2 separate regions of the Mus musculus genome follow, and region 1 is linked to region 2. The links are chromatin loops, found by intact Hi-C in ENCODE. Cell type or tissue: heart. All regions are shown on one strand. Links, peaks and the distances in the headings refer to the core of each region. The heading gives the core; the rest is flanking DNA. Region 1 has its middle 30 kb from the start of Tcf23. Region 2 overlaps Mapre3 (microtubule-associated protein, RP/EB family, member 3).

Region 1 (12,087 bases), core at 3,965-7,964, 130 kb after region 2:
CTGTCAAATCTTTCTCTGATTCATCACTTTATCTGTCACTCAATTAGACACCACTTTCAAATATGGGTGCCTCCTTCTGCACACTAACTTTATCTTCATTGTTTGGATTAATGGTGTGTCTGTGTTCCATCCAGAGGAATTGGAAAGTGTGCTCTAAGGCTAGAAACAGTCTTTCTCAGTAAATAACATAATCTCGGGGTTCACTACATCCAGTTTGTGCTGTCCAAATCCTCTTTTGTGTTTTGGTTTGAAATAGTCTCATGCAGCTCTGGATGGCCTTGAGTCTTTAGGACTCTGTCTTCTGCGTACTGGGTCAGCAGGTATGAACCACCTCATTTTTCTCACTCAGCTCTACTTTAGTCTCCATCATAAATCCAGCTTAGAAGACAGATTTTATTTCTCACAAATAAATGGAAAGGGGTTGGGGTGGGAGAGATGGCTCAGCGGTTAAGAACACTAACTGTTCTTCTAGAGGTCCTGAGTTCAGTTCCCACCAACCACATGGTGGCTCACAACCATCTGTAATGAGATCTGACGCCCTCTTCTGGTGTGTCTGAAGACAGTTATAGTGTACTTTAAAAAGTAAATAAATATTTTAAAATGGAAAGAAAGAAGGAAAGAGGGAAAGAAAGAAAGGAAAGGATTATTCATAGACCCAGGTTATTGGGCCTGTCTCAAAAAAAAGGTGTTTACCATTAGATGCTTTTGTGTCCCCGGGGAAATGTTTTTAAAGTAGTTGTCATGTGGTTTCCCACCTGGCAGCCAGAATTCCCAGTGCTGATTAGGCGGTGGCCCAGAGTTCATGGGACCTGACAAACAAGTGGTTTGTCCCCTGTTCCTCCCAGGACTGTGCCCCTATGGACTAGTCACTACCGTGGAAAAGCTAGTGGCTGGGCAAAGGAGCTGTGGGTTTGCATCTGTCCATGAGTGGCACCAAGAACTCAGTATTCACAGTCTATAATCAGAACCAGAGATATAATTATCTCCATAGAGAAAAGCATAAAAATAGTCTTGAAGCAGCACCAGCTCCCACAGAAAATCTCCACTCCCTCCATCTTTTCTTTGGCACGTTGGTCTATGCTGAGTGGGCTTGGAAGAGACCAGAATACTCAGTTAAGTCTTTTACAGAGATGTTCACATGGTCTCCAGAGGTGGCGTCTACCCCACTCTCTGCCACTGTGCCAAAACCAAAGGACAGTGAGTGGTGGCTTTCAAAGCTTCAGACCACACAAGTGACAGCTGCAGTGTACTGGGCCCTGCATGCAGCTCATTTTTAAAAGCTCTGTCACTGTACATTGTCACCAGCTGGCCCTGAGAATTTGGGTTTTATCCTGTGATAGAAAACTGTGATCTTGACTAAATGTCACAGCCCTAGTGTGGGATCCCAGCTCTTGGGAAGTAGGAGGAGTCTGCGGAAAGTTTGAGGCCAATCTTATCTACATACTGAATTCCAGGCTAGCCTGGGCTACAGAGTTTGTGATTTTGGATCTCTGGATCTCTCAATACCTAGCTGTCTATAAGTCTCTCACCCCCATTCCCTCTCCACCCCCATCACCTCAACACTTATAAAAAGTCTGGGCTCTGAAGGCCAGAGCTTTCCCTTTTCAAAATTACATTTGTTCATTTGCTCTGTGTGTACATGTGTGTATTTGGGTGCATGTGCACACACCATAACACATGTGTGGAGGTCAGAGGACAACTTGGAGGACTTCATTCTCTTCTTCTACCTGTGGGTCCTGGGCATCAAACACAGGTTGTCAGTCCTGGTGGGCAGATCTGTGACCCACTGAGCCATCCGGCCATGCCAGCCAAAGCTTTCTTGACTGATGATTTAGGCAGTCTTGTGAGGCAGTGAGGTCGACCACATTGATTGCTATTTGGCTCCACAAACTCCTTGCCAGCAGAACTCTGGTTGTCAAGTGTGGGCTGACAACACTTTCAGAAAGGCTGGGCATGTCTCCCAGTGGGGTTGCCACATCTAGCAATTAAAATATAGGATACAGGGGGTGGGGGTATAGCTCAGTTGTGGAGGGCTTGCTTAGAATGAACAAAGCCTAGGGTTTGATCCCAATCCAGCAAGGAGGGAAAACATGCAGAGTATCCAGTTAAAACTGACTTTCGGATAAACAAGAAATAGGTGAGCTGGGCATAATGGTGCACACCTGTAATCCTAGCACTCAGTAGACAGAGCCAGGATGATCAAGAGTTCAACACCAGCCTCAGATACATAGCAAAACCTTGTCAGACAGGGGGAGAAGAGGAGGGGAGAAAGGAACAGAAGGGTAGGGGAGGAGAAGAGAGTGTGGAAAGGGACAGGAGGGGAGGGGAGAGGAGGGCGCCCTCTTTCTCGGGCACTAAGAATGAACTATGAGCTGGTCAAAAATGAGAGTCCTCAGGCCTCTTCAGGGATGGACCTGAGGTGTGGGCATGTAACACAAATCTAGCTAGCAGATGCACTGGGGGGCCTCTAGGAAAGACTTTTCTCCAGCTTAAAGTCAGAATGGAAGAGGACAAGTGAGAACAGGGAGGCCTCCTGCCTTCAGTGACCTCATGGTCTTAGGCACTGCAGGGGTCATCTTGTCACTAGGAGGGAAAATCCAGATAAAGTCAGAGTAAGCCAGGTGTCTGTCTGTCTGTCACAGTTCAGCGGTTCTGAGGGTCTCTCCCCAACAGAGACATAATGTTCTGTGACATAATATTTCCTCACTGCGAGAACCACTTTCCGTTGCCTGGTCTGTCCATGATTGCTGGCAACATCCTAAGCGATTCTGCTGACAGGAACCAGGAGCTAGGTCAGCAGGTGTTAAATGGCTGTGGTGAACAGGCTCTGAACTCAGCCAACGAACCTTCCCTTAGCCATGGGCACGGCACTTTCATTGTGAGGTCTTCCAGCCTGTGGCTGTTGGGTGGCTGTTGTGTGGGTCTTTCTCAACTCCTCACCCTTTAGGAATGACAGCAACTCTCCAGACTGTGAGGGCGTGAGAACGAGAGAGATTTGCTTCCTCAGATGGGTTAGCTATTTTTGTTAGCCGTTCTCTGTGTCTTCAAGGTCATCGACAGCTTTAGAGCACTGAACTGACTATACCAGGAAGTGCTAGGCAGGCAGGCCAACATTAAGGGATGAGTGGACTCTGTGTAACAATTGTGGGTGTACAAAGAGGGACCTTTAGCCTAGAAGATGGGGTTAGTGACCCTGAGGTAGCATTACCTTTTATGGTGTCTGTTTTTCCATTTTTGATCACAGTGTAGAGTGTTTCATAAAACAGTTTTGATGTTTGTTGAGTGTTTTTACTTTAACCTGTTTGTCACAGTTACGTGTGCAGGTGTAGAATTCTGATCAACAACTCCATCTCTCTTCCTTCTTTCCTTCTCTGAAGCAGCCACAAGTTATCAGTTTGTTTTCCTATTCTTCTCTCACACATTACAGTCCAACCACAGTTTCCCTCTCCCCTCCCCTCTCAGGTTATCAGTGTCTTGTGTATGCCTGCAGAGATTTGTAGGCCTTGGAAAAGCATATACATATACACAGATTCTTTTAAAAAGCTTTTTGTTGTTGTTACTGTTGCTTTTGTTTTGTTTTTAAGTGCTGGAGATGAAATCCAGGCCTGATATGTACTAGAAAAGTTAGTTATATTCTTAGCCCTAGAATTCCATTTTCTGAGGGGGTGAGTGAGCAGAGATGGGTATATGAATATGATGCACAGTATTCCTTTTAGAAAACATTTATGTATCTATATAGTGTGTTTGCATATGTTTGTGGGTACACATGCCAGAGATCAGAGGACAACTTGTGGAAGTTGGTTCTCTTCTTCCATAAGCAGATTCCAGGAACTGAACACAGGTTCTCTGGCTTCGTGGCAATTGTTCTTTCCAGCTGAAAAGTCTCCTGTGTCCCTGGCCTGGGATACACAGTGTTCTACTGAATGGATGTACCACAGCTTATACGCCAGGGCTGGAGACTAAGAGCTTTCACTCTTCCAGGGGACTTGGATTTGGCTCCCTACACCCACCTTGGGTGACTTCCAACCTTCTGGAACCAGGAGAACTGAAGCCCTCTTCTGGCCTCCATGGGCTCCTGCATACATTTGATATACATAACTGACACGTATGACCTTTATTGACAGCACTTGGAAAGCACATCTCTGTGAGTTCAAAACTAGCCTGGTCTACAGAGTGAGTACTAGGACAGCTAGGAGTACACAGAGAAGCCCTATCTCAAACAAAACACAACACAACAAAACAAAAACAAAAACAAAAAGAACACATAAAACCCAGAAACAAATAAATAAAAATAATTTTTAAAAAAGCTTATTAGCCAATTCTTATTGGCAGTCTAGAGGATATTGATAGAACCTAGTAGGGAAACCCCCACTCAATTCCCAATTCTGTGGGCACCCAAAAAAAATCACGAAGGACCATCTTGATGTAATTACATGAGGACGTTTAATGACGTAGCTCCGGACCGACATGCATCCCACACAGGAGATAACGGATGTCGGCCATGAGGCTCGGAAGCTAGGGGTTTTTATGGGGTGAGGGGCTTAGGGGTGTGGAATTCAGCATAGCGACACACTATTGGCTTATTCAAACATCAGCAGAAAAATTACATGTACGTGCAGGGTGTCAGAGTTCTGTGAGTTGTTGACTCAGTTCAGATAGCCCTGCTATGTCTTCACAGTCCCCTTTATCTTATGGTCAAGATGTTCCCAGGAATGTTTTAACAACAGGGCATACCCAGGTTTGTTTTTCTTTATTCTCAGCCCCAGGCAGCCTCTAGGCTCACAAACAACCAGCAATTTCTGTGTACTTTATATGACTTACAGGTCTTGAAATTTCATCTTTCTTTCAATATAAGCCATGTTTTTTGGCTGGCCAGTTCTTTCTGAACACTTCAGATGTTTTACTCTGCAGATCAGGCTGGCCTTGAACTCATGAAGAGCCACCTGCTTCTGCCTCCAGGTGCTGGGATTAAAGGCATGCACTATTAGCACACTTGGCTATGGATACTTCCACTGCCCAGCTGCACCCAGAATCCTTCTCTGAAACAGAAGTAGAACCCAGAGGAAGGAGGCTCCACGAAGGGCTTCCACATTTTTGGTATAGATGCCACAGGGCTTAAGTGAGGACATCCTGCACAGTCACAGGGACTGGCACCATTAACAGTTGCATCCAGCTGTGTAGTGATGGCGCACGCCTTTAATCCCAGCACTCGGGAGGCAGAGGCAGGTGGATTTCTGAGTTTGAGGCCAGACTGGTCTACACAGTGAGTTCCAGGACAGCCAGGGCTACACAGAGAAACCCTGTCTCGAAAAACCAGGAAAGAAGAAGGAGGACGAGGAGGACGAGGAGAAGGAAAGAAGGAGGAGGAGGAGGAGAAGGAGAAGAAGAAGGAGGAGGAGGAGGAGGAGAAGGAGAAGAAGAAGAAGAAGAATTGCAGCCAAGTTCCTGGTGTCTGTGTTTATGATGGCAATGTTCTAGATGTTTTATTCTTTGTGCTATTTCTGAATGTGGTTTATGGCTTTAGTTATGGGGGTCAGCACTGAACCTGCTCTCCTGTCCTCCCAAGAATTATCTTTATAATAAACAGTTTTAAACTGTCCAACCACTTACACCTGCTGCTTGCAAACAAGAACCCTGTCTGAGATAGGCATATATATATATATATAATTTTTTTTTTTCCGAGACAGGGTTTCTCTGTCACTTTGTAGACCAGGCTGGCCTTGAACTCAGAAATCCTCCTGCCTCTGCCTCCTGAGTGCTGAGATTAAAGGCGTGTGTCACCACGCCCGACTCCAATATATTTTTGTAGGAGGGGAAACGTCTGATGATTCTCCTTGCATGTACTTCTGTGCCACTGTGTGTAAATCCACATGGTAAAATGCTAGGGCCCTGGGGATGGAGAGACAGCTCAGAGACTATGGAGCACTTCTCGCCCTTGCAGAGAACCTGAGTTCCATCCCCAGCACTCTGGGCTAGAGGTTACAGCAGCTGCTGGGAGGAGTGAGCTGGAGAAGAGAGAAAGCGAGGCCTTTTGAGTAAGGACCAGCAATGGCGGTCTCAGAGCAGCTATAGCAAAGGGGGAGGTCTTCAGAGAAAACAGTGGGAGAGCCCAGAACACCAGAACAAGCAAGCTCCAGTCTCCTGCTTCTACTTCAGAGGACAGGAGTTCAGCTGTCACATGGTGACAACCACCTGTAACTCCAACCCCGGGGGTACAGCTCCCTCTTCTGGCCTATGTTGGTACCTGCACACACTCACACAGACAAATACGGGTAAATTAAAATAAATCTTATAACAATAATTCAAGTTAAACACATGTTTTGCATCTGAACCTGCTTGTCTCTTGGAGGTTCTCAGCTACAGCACAAAGGAGGTCAAAGGCTAGTCCCGTCCATATTTTTATATTGGAGACCCTTGCGAACAATCCAGACAGAGCAAGGGCTCTTAGGGACTGTGAGAAACTCAAGAGCAAAGTTCACAGGGAGATGAGATGGAAAGTCACTTGTGCTTGGTTCTGGGTCACCCAGGAAAAGCAGTTTCTAGTTCTTTCTTGTGTATATTTGTGTGTGTTGGGGGAGGGATGATTTCTGTTCGATCATTATTCAGGACCATGCAATTGAGACAGGGTCTCACTGTGTAGCCCTGGCTGTCCTGGAACTAGCTGTGTAGACCAGACTGGCCTGGAAATCACAGATTTCCACCTGTCTCTGCCTCTGAGCACTAGGATTAAAGGCATGTACCACCACCACATGGCTAAAAATATTTTGGGGAGGGGTAGAGAGATGGCTTAGCAGTGTGTCTGAAGACAGTGTATGTATGTTTGTATAAATAACATAATAAAATCTTTAAAAAATAGTTTTTTCAATAACAGTTCCTCAACCTTCACCAAATTTTTTTTTACCAAGTGTGGTAATGCATACATTCTCTGTTGTTTTAGTTTTTTTGAACCAGATCTCACTATGTAACCCTGGCTCGCCTTAAACTCTCAGAGATCTGCTTGCCTTGACTCCTGAGTCCTAGGATTAAATCCTCTTGCACCTCCGTCCCCCCATTGTGTTCAAGTGACACTTGGCTTTAATCTCATTTTTCATTCAATAGGCAGAGGCAGGCAGATCACTGTGGATTCAAGACCAGTCTGGCTGAAGTCGTGAGTTTCAGGTCAACCAGGGCTACATAGTGAGACTCTGTCTCAAAAAAAAAAAAAAAAAAAAAAAAAAAAAAAAAAAAAAGCTAGAGCTGGGCGTGGTGGCGCACGCCTTTAATCCCAGCACTTGGGAGGCAGAGGCAGGTGGATTTCTGAGTTCAAGGCCAGCCTGAGCTATATAGAGAAACTGTGTCTCAAACCACCTCCCCCCCAAAAAAAAAGCTAGAACAAAGAAAAATTCTGAAAATAAAAAAATTGAGAATTTTCCCTGAAGAAGCTATATGTGTTGGTACACACTTGCTACACAAAAAACATAACTCAAAAAATCTTAAATGAACACAACCGTGTATTCTGGAGCTATTTCGAGTGACCACAGTTCAGTAACACACATTTAGGTTACCACAAATTCTGTGTTCTGATGTGGAAACAGTTTCATAGTTTTACAGAATAAAGAAAGTCCCAAATCAAGGCAAGTTTAAAACACATTTGTGGGTACATCAGAGAGGCAGGCACAGAGAGATTGGGGAAGCTTTCTATAGCCCAAGATGCTATATGGTGAGATCTTAGCTTCTGGGTTGGTGGAAGCTGAGGGTCTCTGTAAGAATCAGGGTCACTTATGGTGGATAGGACAGCTTCCTGATCTTCCAGAGGACCTGGGCACCGTTTCCAGCCCCGACACCAGGTAGCTCACATCGACCTAGAATGCCAGTTCCAGGGAGCTCACTTAGGCACACACAGAACCGTGTAAGTAAAATTCCTTTTTGACCTAGATCGGTCAAAGAATGGCGAGCGGTGAGTAAGGGGTTTGCATGGGGCCATGGCAGGAATCTAGGAAAATGAGTTATTTGAGTCCTGGAATGTTGTTTACTGTGGTTGGGAGTGTGTCACTGTTCAGGAATTTTTAAGAGTAGAGTAGCTGTGACTGACTGCTACGTTAGAGGGCAGGCATTATTTTCCTAGGGGGTTCAGAGGTTCCATTAGGGCTAAGCACTCAACACTGGCTTTGAAAAGAAGCTCCTTGGGCCAAGGCTGAGAGCAGCTCTGTGCTGTGGGTGGAATGATATTTAGAAGGCTGTTTGGCTGCATCTCCATTTAACAAAACAACACGGGTAGCTTCCCTCTAGGGCCTGCGACCACCTGAGCTACAGGCTTTCTCTAGGTTTACAGAACCAACTGTGAATCTCTCCCATGAAGGAGGCCTCACTCCAAGCAGAAAGCAGTTGATGGCCACTGTAGCAGTCCTGTCACTGTCAGGGGCACAACCTGCCTGGGGAGTCAGGCTTTAGCACCCAGCACTCACCGTGTGGTAATATCAGTGACTTTTCTCCCTCCATAGCCTGCATGCACAGTGCCTTCTCACACTATGAAAGCCAGCCAGCAGGGAAGAAACTTTTAGATCATCGAGTTACAGCCTCAGCACTTTTACATTTTAATTCATACTTTTTGTTTGTTTGACTGTTGTTCTGGGGATTAAATTCATTGCAACCACTGTAGCATCTGAACTACACCCCCATCTCTGTTTTCATGTTTTGAGGCAGTCTGGCTGACCTGGTACCTACTATGTAGATCAGCCTGACCTCTAACTTTTAACAATCCTCCTGCCTCAGCTTCTGAAATACTGGGATTACAAATATGCTGTAGCCCAGGCTGGCCTTAACCTCCTTATGTAGCCAAGAGTGACCCTGACTTCTGTTCCTCTTGCCTCCACCACTGTGATGATAGACCTACAGACATGTGACACGTGACACGTGACACAGCTGTTTTTATTTTTGAGATACAGTCTAGTTCATTTGCCCAGGCTGGCACTGAACTCACTCTGAAGCCCAGACAGACTTTGAATTTGTTATCCTCCCAGCTCAGCCTTCCAACTAGATAGGATTACAAGTCTCAACATGCAGAGTCAGCTTTTTTTCTTTTTTCTTTTTTTTTTTTAAAGATTTTATTTATTATACATAAGTATACTGTAGCTGTCTTCAGATCTCACTATGGGTGGTTGTGAACCACCATGTGGTTGCTGGGATTTGAACTCAGGACCTCTGGAAGAGCAGTCAGTGCTCTTAACCGCTGAGCCATCTCACCAGCCCCGCCAGCTTTTTTTCTTAATAAAGTATTGAAATGAGATCTGTATGTGTATCATCATGTTGTTAGTAGATTCACAGTACTGTGTGGTGAAGTATGCCGAGGATGTATGAAGTGTACTTTAGCTGGGCCTGATGGAGAAGGCTGTAACCCAGCTATTCAAACAACTGAGCAAGGCTGGTGGCTCACAACTGACTATAATTACAACCCCAGGGAAACCATCGCCCTCTTCTGACCTCCACAGGTACTGCACACACAGTACACAGACATACGTGCGGGCAAAATACCCATATACATAAAAGACAAATAAAATTAAAACCTTTAAATTTTTCAAAAGAAAGAAATTGAGAGAGGAGACCAGCCTGGTAGAATTTTCAAGACCCTATCTCAATGTAAACAATGATTTAAAAGAACTTAGGATACACTTCAGTGGTAGAGCCCGTGCCTAGTATGTGAGTTCAATCCAATCCTTAGTACTACAAAGTGAAGAGCAACTGTAGTTGGCAATGTTTAGCCTCTAGAATGCCCTCACCTAGATAAGAACTGGAAGGTAATTTAAACCCCTTCCCTTTAAAACTCAACAGTTGCTCTCTCCAATGTAGATGTCATTATCTTTCTGACTTTGTGGTTCATTACTTCTTTGCTTTAAAAAAAATTAAAAAAGAATAGATTTTACAAACTTTGTACAGCATCGTAAATTCTAGACCTTAATTTTTTTAATTTTAATTTTTAGATAGTCTCACTTGTTAGTCCAACTCCCAGAGATCTCCCTGCCTCTGTCTCCCTAGTGTCTGAATTAAAGGGTGAGCCACCACCTGGCTTTTAATTACTTCATCAACAGAGCTAACTATCCTAACCTAAGACCAGTAGATGGTAACATTTTGGGGTGTGGGCTGGAGAGATGACCCAGTGGTTAAAAGCACTGACTCAGAGGTCCTGAGTTCAATTCCCAGCAACCACATGGTGGCTCACAACCATCTGTAATGGGATCTGATGCCCTCTTCTGGTGTGTCTGAAGTGTGCTCATATACATAAAATTTATAGATAATTCGTTAAAAAATTTGGGGGTGCTCATTGCAAATTTAGGATTCTTCTTACTGATTGAACATAACCAAACTCAACCCCGAAATGAGGGAGACTATCCAGGCTTCTGCTCTGCTCTGGAATGGGGGACAGCCCTCAACCATGCTTAGCAATGTGAAATTTAGGCTAGGAACTTTGCTCTTTCTCTTCTCTGAGAACAAGGTACCATTGGAATGCTTTTAATTCTAATGCTTATGCTTCAAAGAGCAAGACTGTTTTCTCAAAGAATGCTGTCCCACATTGTCTGCGGGCTCCCCCTTCCCCTCCCTAGAGGCTGACGGACGTAGAGTTAATTACTGAAAGTTGGCTCCAGGGAGACTTCCGAACTTTCTCCTGATTAGACTGAATTTCCCTTCATCCAGTCTCTCGTGGGTGTCTCTAACCTGCAGTGGGATTCTCTCTGCATCTTATCTTCCCTCTCTGGGCCTGTCTCACGTCTCTCTTCTCTAAACCAAAATAAAAGGGGCCATTAACAAACCACTTACAACTTTAAAAGAGTTCTTTAAACAAATTAAACCAGTTTGTAACCATTCATCACACCTTCTTGTGAATATAGCCTGACTTGCTCCCCTTACTGATCAGAACTTGGTGTGACTCGAGGGAGGTAAAATCAGAGTAAACTTCATGGGACCTAAGGGGCCTGATCCAGAGACTTCACCTTCCCAAGGGTCACGTGTGACACTCTGGGGATTTTCACAGTAAGAATTCTCCAGGAAACACAAGAGGCCAACATTATTGCCCCAGTTGAAATGAGCATCTCTCTCTCTCTCTCTCTCTCTCTCTCTCTCTCTCTCTCTCTCTCTCTCTCTCCATCCCTCCCCCTCCCTTCCTCCTTTCCTTCCTACAGGGTCTCACTACATAGCCCTGGCTGCCCTAGAACTCACTCGATAGACCAGGCTGGCCTTGAACTCTCAGAGCTCTGCCTGTCTCTGCCTCCAGAGTGCTGGGATCAAAGGTGTGTGCAACCAACACTCAGCTCTATTTTTAAAGATTTTTAAAGATATTTTTAATTATGTGGAGTTCTGTGCACATGAGTGCAGTTACCCTCAGAGGCCAGAGGAGTTGGATCCCCAAGAGCTGGAGTTACAAGTAGTTGTCGCGCATGGCTTTAATCCAGCATTGGGAGGCAGGGACAGGTAGATCTCTGTGAGTTAGAGGCCAGCCTCACAAAGTGAGTTCCAAGACAGTCAGGGTTACACAGAGAAGCCCTGAGATAGCTCCATATTTGTCCAGGCTCCCCACCAACTCCCCCCCTGAACATCTGGAGCAAATTCAACCTCCAAATACATAGAAAGAAACCCTGGTCTTTTTCTCAACTCATGCACGGCCTGAACCCCCCCACCCCCACCCCAGATGACTGACTTGGTGGGTTGGACTCATCTGGAGACCACCCAAATTCAGTATGATTCACTATGAAGGTGAGCTCCTCCTTTGTGGGCCAACAGTAGGAGTCATTTCCAAGAGACAGAAGCCCTCCTTGATATCCTGGCTGGCACGGGCTACAGGGCCTAGAGGAAAAGGCCAGCCATGCAAAGCCAAAGGTACCTATTTGGGCCTTGTATTGTCAAAAGGAGGCATACTCTCAGGGCTGGCACTTAAAAAGACGTTAACTGAGACTCCCACCTTAAGTCTCTCCTGCATGGGACTGAGAGACAGGGCACTGCTTTGGAGTAATTATCCAACTCATGCCCCTGCCGAGCAACCTACAGCTGAAGCCAGTGATGAAGGTAGGAAAGGAATTGGCTAGATGTCGCTGGGGGACTTCCCAAAGCCTGAAAGTT
Region 2 (11,700 bases), core at 1-4,000:
ACTGCTTAGAGCTGGATTCAGGGAACGGAGGCTGGAGAAATGGGTAAGAGCCAGGACAGACAGTAAAGACACGAGTTAACAACATGGGGTCCCATGAAGCCACTCTGGGTCCCAGCTCCCTGTTCTCTGCTGTAGCCCTTGTGGGTGTCAGTTTTCCAATCCACACAGTTGCCATCACCTGTCTGTCAGTGTTTGGAATGGGATCACTAATTTTTCATTTGGGGGATGGACATTTAGCTCAGTGGTGAAGTACCTGCTCCGTATTTCCAGGGCCCTGGGTTTCCTCTTTAGCACCACCAAAAGGTAAATACATGAAGAGTAATCACAGTTCGTCTTGTAAAGGCAAGGGGAATTTAATCATATGTAGTATCACAGTTGGGCTGGCCCTAACTCTAGGACCAGGCTTTGGAAAGTGGGCCAGCAGGGGTCCAGGGTGGTAGGTGTACCTGCATCAGCTGTGCATCTTCACAGGGGCAGCCTACTGCCAGTTCATGGACATGCTCTTCCCTGGCTGTGTTCACTTGAGGAAGGTCAAGTTCCAGGCCAAACTAGAACACGAGTACATCCACAACTTCAAGGTGCTGCAAGCAGCTTTCAAGAAGATGGGTGTTGACAAAGTAGGTGTCTGTACCCCTGGGGTCCCCGAGGAGTTGTGTTTCCCTGGGGAAGAAGATGACCCACCAGCCAGGGTGACAAGGCCTCCTTGTTTCATTCTGTCACATGTCTTTCTACCCCTGACACCCCAAAGGGAAGGCTGTACACACAGCTCAAGATACTGTGAATACACTCAAGCCCTAATGTCCCACTGCAAAAGTACTCCCTTCCCTTTCTCCTCTGCAGACCCGTCCCACTCCTGATACTGAGGTTGCATATAGATATATATCACTCCTGCTACATATCAGTTTACTCTCCTGCCCATGTGCATCCTCAGCTTCCAGTTCACATACAGGGGAGGTCACCTCCCACACAATATTTTCCCGGGCCTGTAGGGAAGGAATGTCCCTGAGTCCCTGGTGGGGCTGCCAGCCTGCTTGTCTACTTTGGTGCTATGGGAGGGGGTGCAGGTGGAGAAAGTAGACGATGCTGAGGCCCAGGGGCTGACTTTGCTGTGCTCACAGCGGAAGGCAGTCCTACACAGCAGGTGGGTAAAATGGTCTGCTTATGTGGTCTATTTCAGATCATTCCCGTAGAGAAGTTAGTGAAAGGAAAATTCCAAGATAATTTTGAGTTTATACAGTGGTTTAAGAAATTCTTTGACGCAAACTATGATGGAAAGGATTACAACCCTCTGCTGGCGCGGCAGGGCCAGGACGTAGCACCACCTCCTAACCCAGGTGATCAGATCTTCAACAAATCCAAGAAACTCATTGGCACAGCAGGTAACACGCCCAAGCTGGTGGAGGGAGTTTGGGGGGCTGGGCCGGCAGGGCTATCCAGCCAGGAGTGCCCCCTGGGCCACCGGCCCAGCCCTGCCAGCCCGGAGGAGACTGTTATCACGGAGTTCAGATGACATCGCCTGCTGCTTACCTAGATGGGGAATCCCGTTTGGGGGTGAGAGGGCGTCAAACGTTGCTCTAGGAGGAGAGCCACCTGCACCAGTCATGGCAGCAGCTTGCCGAGACCCAGGAGGCTGTTGAATAACACGAGCTAGCTTGTCTGCCTCAAGCTGGATGGGGCATGGCTCCTCTATCCAGATCTATTGGGCTGCACGCCTGGAGCCAGTGCCCAAGACCCTGTATGCCTGCCCACTGGATACCCAAAGCAGGAGTTTGCCAAGCTTGATCTGCCTTCCTCTATTCCAAAAGCTGGTACCTTGCTGGGTTGCTAGGGGCAATCAGAGAAGGAGTAAGGCTTGTGGTGACAGCAGGATTGTGGCAAGGAAGAAGGGAGCAGCCCCACCCGCATCTGACCCGTCATAGCAGAGCCACCTCCTCTGTTTGCGCTGCTGTCCTGCCTGGGCCTGTCCCCACGGAACTGCTTGCTTTGCTTTAGAAGCAGCTGCTGTCTAGGAAGTGCAATGGCTAAAGAGCAAGTAGCCACAGCATGCAGGCTGTGCTAGGGAGGAGCCTGAGTCCTCCTCCACTGAGGAAGATACAGGTCCAGCCCAGCAGAGGGAAACAGAGCCCAAACTGAGAGAGAGAGCTGGTGGGGTGGGGCTGAGTCTCACTGAGGGTGGCTTTGGCTTCTGCTAGGACAGACTCATCAACTGCTCTCCTGGGTCTCCTCTGTCAGGACAGAAGGCCCTGAACCACCCCTAGCTCCACTTCATCAAATTCACCTTCCCAGTGTCTGCGCCCCTCCCTCAGGCTAGCTCTCTTCAGGTCCCAGTGCTGAAAGCACCTTTCCCTTAGCTTCCTGTGGCACTTACTCTCCCAGGCTTGCCAAAGGGCTGTCCAGTGGCTGTCGTGTCACGTGCGTGCGGCCAAGGCTGGAGGCCTCCCTCCATGTAGATGCTCTTCCTGAGGGAGAGTGCCTGCCTGTTGCATGGTTCTCACACCAGGCTGTCACGTGCTGTGTCACTTCATCTGACTCTTGTCCTCTGGACAGTTCCGCAGAGGACGTCCCCCACAGGCCCCAAGAACATGCAGACCTCTGGACGACTCAGCAACGTGGCTCCGCCCTGCATCCTCCGGAAGAATCCCCCCTCAGCCCGAAACGGTGGCCATGAGGCTGACGCCCAGATCCTCGAGCTTAACCAGCAGGTAAGTGGCCTGGGAAAGGGGACTTGACATGGGGACGAGAGGACGGCAGGAACATCTGGCATCAACATTTCCTTGTGCCTGCGCAGCTGCTGGACTTGAAGCTGACCGTAGACGGGCTTGAGAAAGAACGAGATTTCTATTTCAGCAAATTGCGAGACATCGAGCTGATCTGCCAGGAACATGAGAGCGAGAACAGCCCCGTCATCTCGGGCATCATTGGCATTCTCTATGCCACGGAGGTGAGCCCTCTCTTCACCTCCCTCCCACTGCTCTGCTGAGACTCGAGAGCAAGCTAGAGCTCCTGAACTGGTGGCCACTCATGCCTTGTTTCTAGGCTGAGTGTGAACCTGATCCTTCCCCTTGGCCAGCTGCCTTACCATCTCTCTCTCCCTCCTCCAGGAGGGATTTGCACCCCCTGAGGATGATGAGATTGAAGAACACCAACAGGAAGACCAGGACGAGTACTGAGGGAGGCGCCAGCCCTGGCTGACCACAGCTTCCCTGCCCACCTCCACTCTGCCCACCCCAACTATGCCCACCCCACATTATAGTCCTTTCCTTTCAGCCAGTCAGCCAGCTGGGTGCTTTGTGTCAGTGCCACAGCATTAGGGAGCCGGACGAGTGGGGTTCAGGGTGGTGGGGGAGGCTTGGGCAGGTGAGAGGACGAGGCCCTGTCTGGGTCCCCCGAGTGGCACTGGCCCAGGGGACGTCCAGGACCCCTGTCCACTCCCCACTCCTATTTATTTCCGTTGTCTCTATGCTGTGTTGGCCAACACTTTCCAGGGTGCCGCTGTACCCCACAAGCCAGCCACCTGCTCCCTGGCAGCCAGCAGCTGTATATTTGACAAAGTCATTGGTATATTTTTACTTACTGGATTGCCCTTGCACTTTACCTGTTCTTTTCCAGGGCTGACAGCAGGGCTTGGGGTAGTCTTTCTGGCTTGGCTCCCCTTCCCTAGAGCCGAGACTGGGACAGGACTCACCCATTCTTATTTATTTTGTCTTTTGACTTCTCTCTCAGTAGATGAGGGAAAGGCTGATATGAGGAAAGGGAAGGGAAGCTGAGGAGGCAGTGCTCTGGGTCCAGGGAGCATGCGAGAGTAGACATGACCTCCAGGCACTGGGCTCCCCCACCAAGCCCCTGCCTCAGCACCAACACCCAGCACTGCCCCAGGCTTCCTAGCCACTCCCTCCTGCAGCCTAGTTAGACCACACAGACTCTGCCTGGCCCCCATTGTCTGTCTGTCCCCCATTCTCTCACCCCCACCTTTGCCCCTTGGGCACCAGCCTGCATATCTGTTCAGTTTTATTTAAATAAATTTGTGTGGCAAGCCATGATTTCCTCAATTGACCCACAGCAAGGGGTCAGAACATAGCACCTTCTCTGTCTTTTGTAAGAGGATAGCCATGCAGCACACCTTCATGAGCAGAAGCCACCACTGACAACCAGGCTCTGACCTAGACTCAACTCCCACGACTGAGGACTCTTTGTGAGGCAGGTAGTATGTGTATTTCTCTGGGAGATGTAAGACTGTCCCTGAAAATGGGATGATACCAACAGCCCAAAAAAGGACTTGTTCAAGTTGGTCTTGGTGAGTAACAAGGGTTTGTTAGGGATGAGTTACAGGCCAGTGGATCACGAAAATACCTCTCTATAAAGACCCCTAGCTAGCTGGTTTATACAGTTCTTTTTGTTTGTTTTGTTTTGTTTTGTTTTGTTTTTCGAGACAGGGTTTCTCTGTGTAGCCTTGGCTGTCCTGGAACTCACTCTGCTGTAGACCAGGCTGGCCTCGAACTCAGAAATTTGCCTGCCTCTGCCTCCCAAGTGCTGGGTGGGATTAAAGGTGTGCCCCACCATGCCCGGCGGTTTATACACTTCTTATGTCTAGGGCAGGACTGATGCAAACCTGGGCTAGTGTTAAAGCACCAGACTCAGGTAGCATAGGCACAGAGAAAACTAAACACTGAGAAAATTGTGTTGATATGTACTGAAGTCCTTGCCCTTGCCAGCACAGAGCCAGTTCCTGCAAATGCTGTCCAGTTGACGTCATGGATGAAGGAGAGGATGGCTTGTCTCCCTGCAGTCTGGGGCACCAAATGGTGGCTTCCTGAAAGACAGTTGTAGGATTTGAAGTGTTCTCACCACAACAGGGAGTCCTCAGGAGGAGAATGAAGTCTAGAGCTGTGGCTGTAAGGAGGGCAGCCCAGAAAGTGGCCATGGGATGACTGGGGAAGGAGGGGCTTCTTGGCCAAGGACTGTTTTGTTGCAGACTCTTTCAGGCTGGCCTGCAGGGTAACCCTCTACTCCTTGTCAGAGCTCCCACACATCACAACAGCTGTTGCAGCACACATGCCTGTGGCCCAGAGAACAGCTGGGTCTACATGGTTCCTCTTTTTCTTTTCCTATTATTTTTGCATACGTGTGTAACACACACGTGTGCATGTGTGAAAACTAGAGCAAGCACTCAGTTTATACTCCAGCCCCCAAGTGGGTTGTTTTAGAGCAAGATTTAACCGGAAGGAGGGTGTTGTTGGCTATTTAAAAACTACTTGTTATTGTGACCTGGCCATCCACCCAATCACTGACCCAGAGTCTTATTAATTTAGCCCAATTATTGGGCGATTACCCTCAACTCTTTTCCTACGCTAGACCGGCTGTTCTTAGCTATACTCCCATAGTACTTGCTGTGTGAGTCTCATCCAGGCTGGTTCTGCTTCATCAGCTGTCCTCGAGGTACACTTCTAGGCCTGCCTTACCCTATCTAATGGTGACCTCTTTAATTTGGGGAGTTTGGTTTATACAACAAAGGCCAGTGTATGTGAGGATGGAGCCAGATCTTGGGGTTCAGCATTTACCAGGCATATATAAACAGCACAAACCCAACAGAGACAGGAGTCAGATACATTCCCTTGTCATCCACACAACTCCACCCTCTTGAAGTGTGTTTGTCAAAGAGACATAATAGCCAAGGCGTGGAAACCCAGCAAAGATCAAGAATGCTGAAGTGGATGTGAACCTGTTGGGATTGTCTAGACCAGTGGTTCTCAGCCTTTCACAGGGGTAACCAAAGACCACTGGAAAATACAGAAATTTACATTAAAATTTATAACAGTAGCAAAATTACAGTTATGAAGTAGCAACGAAAGTAATTTTATGGTTGGGGGTAACTCCAACATAAGAACTGTATTGAAGGGCTGCAGCATTAGGAAAGTTGAGAACCACTGAAGTAGACCACACGTGCGTGGCAAGGCTTGGTGAAGGTGGTAGAAACTTTGGTTAGGATTTAGACTTTTTTAAAATTTTTATTATTTTATTTATGTATCTGTGAGTCTTTGTGTGTGGGTATGTGCACAGAAGAGGCCATCAGCTGGAGCTATAGTGGGGAAGCCAGTTTTGTTTCTCTTCCCAACATAGGCCCTCTTCTGTGATGATACCTGTGACAGCAGGGATTGGACAAAGGACCATGTGGTGTCTGAGTAGAGGGAAACAGCATCTGAAAAAGGAACTGACTGCTGATCAGCACAGATACCTTCCTTGCCAAATACATTCCATCTCAGAACCCCTAAGACAGGCAGCTATGGCTGGGCCTAAAGGGGATGGAGGACACCAGAAGGCTGCAAGGGTTGGTCATCCCTCACCTGCCTTCTTTCTCTGTGACCCATCCTTCACACAGGCCTGGGTGCTGTTTTTTAAGGGTCATGTCACCTTTTCCCTCTCCAGTTTCTAGAGTCTAGAGAATAAACTCCAGATTTGGCGGTCATGATCCTTTTCCAATTGTATGAAGTCATGTCGAACTACTTTCAGTTTTGTTATATAGTCTACCACTCTAGACCTTTGCCTAAATTAATAAAGCCATACGATTGAAGCAGTCTCTCCACAAGCCATGATCCCCAACCAATGAAAATTCTCCCTTCCTGGGAGTCATCTCAACTGCCACCTGTTTCAGAAACCACTTCCCTCCCTCTCCTAGGGCTTCAAGCATCCTTCAGCTGAATAATTTACCCTGTAAGAAAAGTGGACCACTCCTTGTCAGTGATGGTTTATGTCTTTAATCCCAGCACTCAGGAGGCAGAGGCAGTCAGATCTCTTGAGTTCAAGGCCAGCCTGGTTACAGGGAGAGTACCAGGACAGCCAGCTCTACACAAAGAAACCCTGTCTAAAAAAAAGTAACCAAGGAGGTTTGGGGGGGATAATGTGTACAGCAGTGCGGGAGCATGAGTTCCACACAAGCACACTAAGCAACATATTTCCTTAAATGTGATATTTTCATTGCTGTTTTATCATTCATCATGCTCCCTAGCTGGGATCATTCAAGTTTTGTAGGCCGTCTAGGGTCGGGACCTTGCTGTGTGATTCTTTCAGTCTAGGGCTGAACATCTGGAACATGGCATGAGCCAGAGCCTGTCCTTTCCTGGCTGCCTCCAAAGGGATCATGGCCTGGCTGCCCCAGACTTTTCTCGCCCTGCCATTGAGCTACTCTACTAAGTTTTCTCAGTCTTTCTGCCGCTCTACTTTTCTCCCCCAAGTCTGCATCGTCCCACTCCTCGGCAATTAAGTTTGTTGGCCGCCAAATACGAAGTTTAATTGCTAACAGACTACTACTTTCTAAGAAGTAAGAACACATTTATTCCTCAAATTCTCCCGAGGTGAGAACTATTTTCATTCCATCCTTCAGGAGCATTGCAAAGATAAGAAAAAAGGGAACAGTCCCATTTCCATGCGGGTCAGAGGCGAGCCCGCCCGCAGGTGCAGGGTAGGGATTTTTGCGCCCCAGGGGCGGAACCTGGCCGCCGCCATCACTCCCCAGGCGCTCGGCGCGGCGCCGTGGCGCGAACGGACTACGAATCCCAGGGTGCCTTGCGGCGGCGGAGGCAGCAGACGTGGCACCGCGCGGAGGTTGTCCGGGGCCGAAAGCCGGGAGGTGGTGGAGCTGAAGTCATGGCGGCCAGATCAGCGGGTAGCGGTGGCTGGGAGGTGGTGAAGAGGGGCCGGCGACCTGGAGCAAGCAGCGGTGGGCGAGGCGGCGGCGGTGGCAGTGACCGCCGGGCGCTCGGGGAGGCAAATGGAGTGTTGAAATACGACCTGAGCTGTGAGTATCCGCCGCCGCCCACCTGGGCCTGTGGGGCAGGGGCACGGCGGACAGCTGCGGGAGCCGGGAGCCGATCCTCGGGAGCCCGGCCACGGTGACTCAGGGACAGCACGAGGAGAGGTGGTCATCTCCGCTGCATAGGTCGGAAGCGGAGGTCCAGAGAAGCCGATTTTCGAGTCTGAGGAGACTGGAATTCCGATCTCTATCTGTCCAAGCCTTTGCACACAACCCTCTCAGCTGCCCCGGCCCTCACTGGCCAGGTGTCTGAGCCACGGAGCAGAGGCATCTGGGATCCTACATGGAGCCCCTTCTTATATAACCAGCAGGTGTGAGAGGAGTGGATGAGAAGGCCAGCACTGGGATGAATAGCCCGACATATTCTCCAACCAGGAGTTAATTTCAGTGTCACCTGTCCCCACAATCTCCAGAGAGGGAGAAAAATTTTGCCACTTGTTGAGTATATAGAGTTGTCATCTCAGAACTAAGAAGAATTGGGGGTGGAGGCCGTGCTGGAAAAAGTGTGGTCTAGTTCCCATATACTTTAATTGTTTAATAAAGAACTGGGAGGGCCTGGGACCTGACTGTGGTGGTTGAAATCAGCCACCCGGAGGGCTCTTTCCTGTTTTTCTAAGCTGCTTCCAAGGAAGAGAGGGCTTGGGCCAGAATCTCCCTCTAAATGACTTAGGTGCCTCTACAAAGAAGAGACCACTGTACAGTGGGATCTGGGGTCTTAAGGGTGGCCTGCTGTTTTCTACCTGTCTTCATTCCAGCACCAATCCAGACTACAAGCACTCTTTATGAGCGTGGCTTTGAGAAAATCATGAAACGGCAGAATAAAGAGCAAGTTCCACCCCCTGCTGCAGAGTCTAAGAAACCGATAAACAAGAAGCAACCAAAGAAGGTGACAGCTGTTCCTAGCCAAAACCAGAAACAGGGCCCATTCCGACGCCTGGAGGACGCACTGAAAGCGGTAAGTGTGCCTAGGCTTGGGGACTGAGAAAATGGGGACTTGGGACACTCAGGGGTGTTCCAGACAATATGGAGATGTGGAAGGAAAGAATGCGTGCACTTAGAATAGAAAGAATGTTGGTATTTGTCAGAAACATAGGTGAGCAGGAAGATGGAAATCCCAAGAACAAGATGGAGACATTAGAAAAGCTGGTTTGGAGCCAGGCGTGCTGCCGCACGCCTTTAATCCCAGCACTCGGGAGGCAGAGGCAGGCGGATTTCTGAGTTGGAGGCCAGCCTGGTCTACAAAGTGAGTTCCAGGACAGCCAGAGCTGTACAGAGAAACCCTGTCTCGAAAAACCAAAAAAAGAAAAGAAAAGAAAAGCTGGTTTAGATTCTCAGCTCCACAGAAGCAGTGGTCTCTCGTCTCCTGTCTTGCCCTCTGTTCTTGCCCTTGAACATGAACAGGTCCTACATCGCAATGTGGGGCACTGAGATCATCATTCTCAAGGGTCCCGCCCCAGGCTTTCTTAGGATCTGGATCTGGCAAAATTGTAGGATTCCACATATGAAAACCTCCTTTAGCCACTTTCCTACCCCTGTCCCACTCCCCTTCCTCTTACAATTCACCATGGAAGTCTCTGCCCTGACAGCTGGATGTGGCAGCTCTGCAGAAGGAACTGGACAAGAGCCAGAGCGTGTTCACTGGGAACCCCTCCGTGTGGCTGAAGGACCTGGCCAGCTATCTCAACTACAAGCTCCAGACTCCACGGATGGAGCCCACTCTGAGCCAGTATCCACATGGTTAGTCCCCTACCCCTCAGCTTAGATAAGGCCAAGGACATTCTCAGAGGTTTGATGTTCCTAATAGTCCTGGGTCTCCTTGGGGGAGAGCAAGCCAGCCTTCATGCAAGGGCATCTGGTCCTAGCACTCACAGAGGCCGATGGCCCCAGATTATCCCTACAGCCTTGTGAGCCGAGAGCTACGTGGGATCATCCGGGGGCTCCTGACCAAAGCTGCAGGGTCTGTGGAGCTCTTTTTTGACCACTGTCTATTCACCATGCTGCAAGAGCTGGATAAAACACCAGGTGAGAGCGCCCTATGGAGGATGACCGTCTTGAGAGCAGAACTTCTGTTTTTCCTGCCTTCAGCGTGGTCATCAGTTCCCTTTACAATAAGAAAAGTGCTAATCTACACATTTTTGGAAAGGGAAGTGATTAGGAATTCGACTCACTTCTGGAAATAAAAAAGTGTAGGATGTCAGGTCATATGAGTAAATCTGAGAACCGAACCCATCTCTCTAGGGGAGTCGCTACATGGGTACCGCATCTGTATTCAAGCCGTTCTGCAAGACAAGCCTAAGATTGTCACCTCAAACCTGGACAAGGTGAGAGGCCTGGATGGTGCTGGGGACACAAGGGGTAGGACTAGAGGACCAGACAGACCACTGGGCTTGGAAAGAAACAGCAAATAATACATTAGCATTCCCCACGCGTACTCTACTAGATAAGGGTGGCCCGTGTGTTCATTTTATCCATGGAATGGGTGGGCCATAGAGGTCCCCTAGCTCCCCTAGAATTTGTCAGGCGGTTTGAAACAAGTGGGGGAAGCTGTCACGACTCACTATGTGGCACTGCAGTAGAGTTGTGCTGTCCTTGACACCTGCCCCACAAGGATCTATAGTGCTCCTGGTGCACGGCCCTTTAACCTGCCCTTTCTCCTCACCTCCTCAGTTCCTAGAGCTTCTGCGGTCCCACCAGAGCCGACCAGCAAAGTGCCTGACCATCATGTGGGCCCTGGGGCAAGCGGGTTTCACCAACCTCACTGAGGGACTGAAAGGTAGCAAACAGAAGGATGGGTTGGTGTCACCTCTGAGGCCCATGCATGACTCTGAGACTTGCTGACTCTTGATTCCGCAGTGTGGCTGGGGATCATGCTGCCTGTGCTGGGCATCAAGGCTCTGTCTCCCTTTGCCATCGCATACCTGGACCGGCTGCTCCTGTGAGTAATGGGGGGACAGCGAGGGGAAGGCCCAGGGTGTCCACAAGAGGCTGTTTCAGCAAAATGGGATGCCATGATCCTGGTCTCCATAGATGCGAGGAAAGTCGGGACCAGCTCCTCCCACCTCCGAGTGATGGTGAGGAAGGAAAGGGAGGGAGCCATTGAGGGCTGGGGCTGGGGTAGAGTCTACGCCTTTCCTCTGGACACTGCTTAGCTGAGTTCATGGCTGGAACACCATAGTGGTTTCCAACAAGCCTGCTCCTTCTTTGTCTAGGATGCATCCCAACCTCACCAAAGGCTTTGGCATGATTGGCCCCAAGGACTTCTTCCCCCTTCTGGACTTTGCCTATATGCCCAACAATTCCCTGAGCCCCAGGTAAGCCTGCTCTGGAACTGTACTGCAGAGGTATTCCGGTATAGAGGCGAGTCACAAGCACAGTAGTGCACTTCCAGTCCCCTTCCCCGCCAAAGCCACGGCTGTAGGCTGCAAGAGCTCTGTGGAGCCCAGAAATTATATCTGTCCTTGAGTATGACAATCATTTTAGTGTTAGATTGGGCAGTTTTTAGGGAGAGAAGCCTAAAAACTTTAAAAACTTGTAAAAACTTTGACAAACCTTGCAAGGTGCTTCTGTGAATAGAGACTCAGAACCATCCACAGATGCTTAGCGACTCTACCTCACGGGCTGCAGTTCCATTTATAGCCTGAGCCTGGCCCTCTTCCCCTAGCCTGCAGGAGCAGCTGTGCCAGCTCTTCCCCCGATTGAAGGTGCTGGCATTTGGGGCCAAGCCGGAATCTTCCCTGCACACCTACTTCCCGTCATTCCTGTCCAGAGCCACCCCTAGCTGTCCTGCTGCCATGAAGAAAGAGGTGAGAAGCCTCCTTGCCTCCTCCTCGGCTGCCGATTTTCCCCCTCAGCTCCCTGCCCCGCCCAGTCCTGCTTTTGGCTCGGGCAGGTCC

What was found. Peaks named below come from ENCODE experiments on the same cell type or tissue, not always from the same donor. Only the 100,000 strongest peaks of a DNase experiment are listed, where the experiment ranks them.
Region 1: it touches region 2 in a loop (2.4-fold over the local background); 1 of 42 quality-filtered maps calls a loop at or near these places.

The regions. Positions count from the first base shown.
Region 1 is chr5:30,992,315-31,004,401 of GRCm38, forward strand. No RefSeq gene overlaps it. Among named protein-coding and RNA genes, the nearest start is that of Tcf23, 30 kb to the left of the region's middle. In heart, for the core only: a CTCF peak has its summit at 6,233 (motif pointing left); no DNase peak of the experiment used is centred there; H3K27ac peaks cover 212 bases.
Region 2 is chr5:30,862,027-30,873,726 of GRCm38, forward strand. Mapre3 (microtubule-associated protein, RP/EB family, member 3) reads left to right here. Exons shown (of 6, transcript NM_001310516.1): 2 at 472-617; 3 at 1,178-1,334; 4 at 2,548-2,702; 5 at 2,789-2,941; 6 at 3,102-4,080. The coding sequence ends at 3,170. Tmem214 (transmembrane protein 214) reads left to right here and starts at 7,553. Exons shown (of 17, transcript NM_144525.4): 1 at 7,553-7,792; 2 at 8,563-8,762; 3 at 9,394-9,544; 4 at 9,695-9,829; 5 at 10,046-10,128; 6 at 10,475-10,580; 7 at 10,661-10,742; 8 at 11,017-11,118; 9 at 11,469-11,610. The coding sequence starts at 7,642. In heart, for the core only: a CTCF peak has its summit at 2,118 (motif pointing right); DNase peaks (open chromatin) are centred at 2,035 and 2,495; H3K4me3 peaks cover 581 bases; H3K27ac peaks cover 872 bases.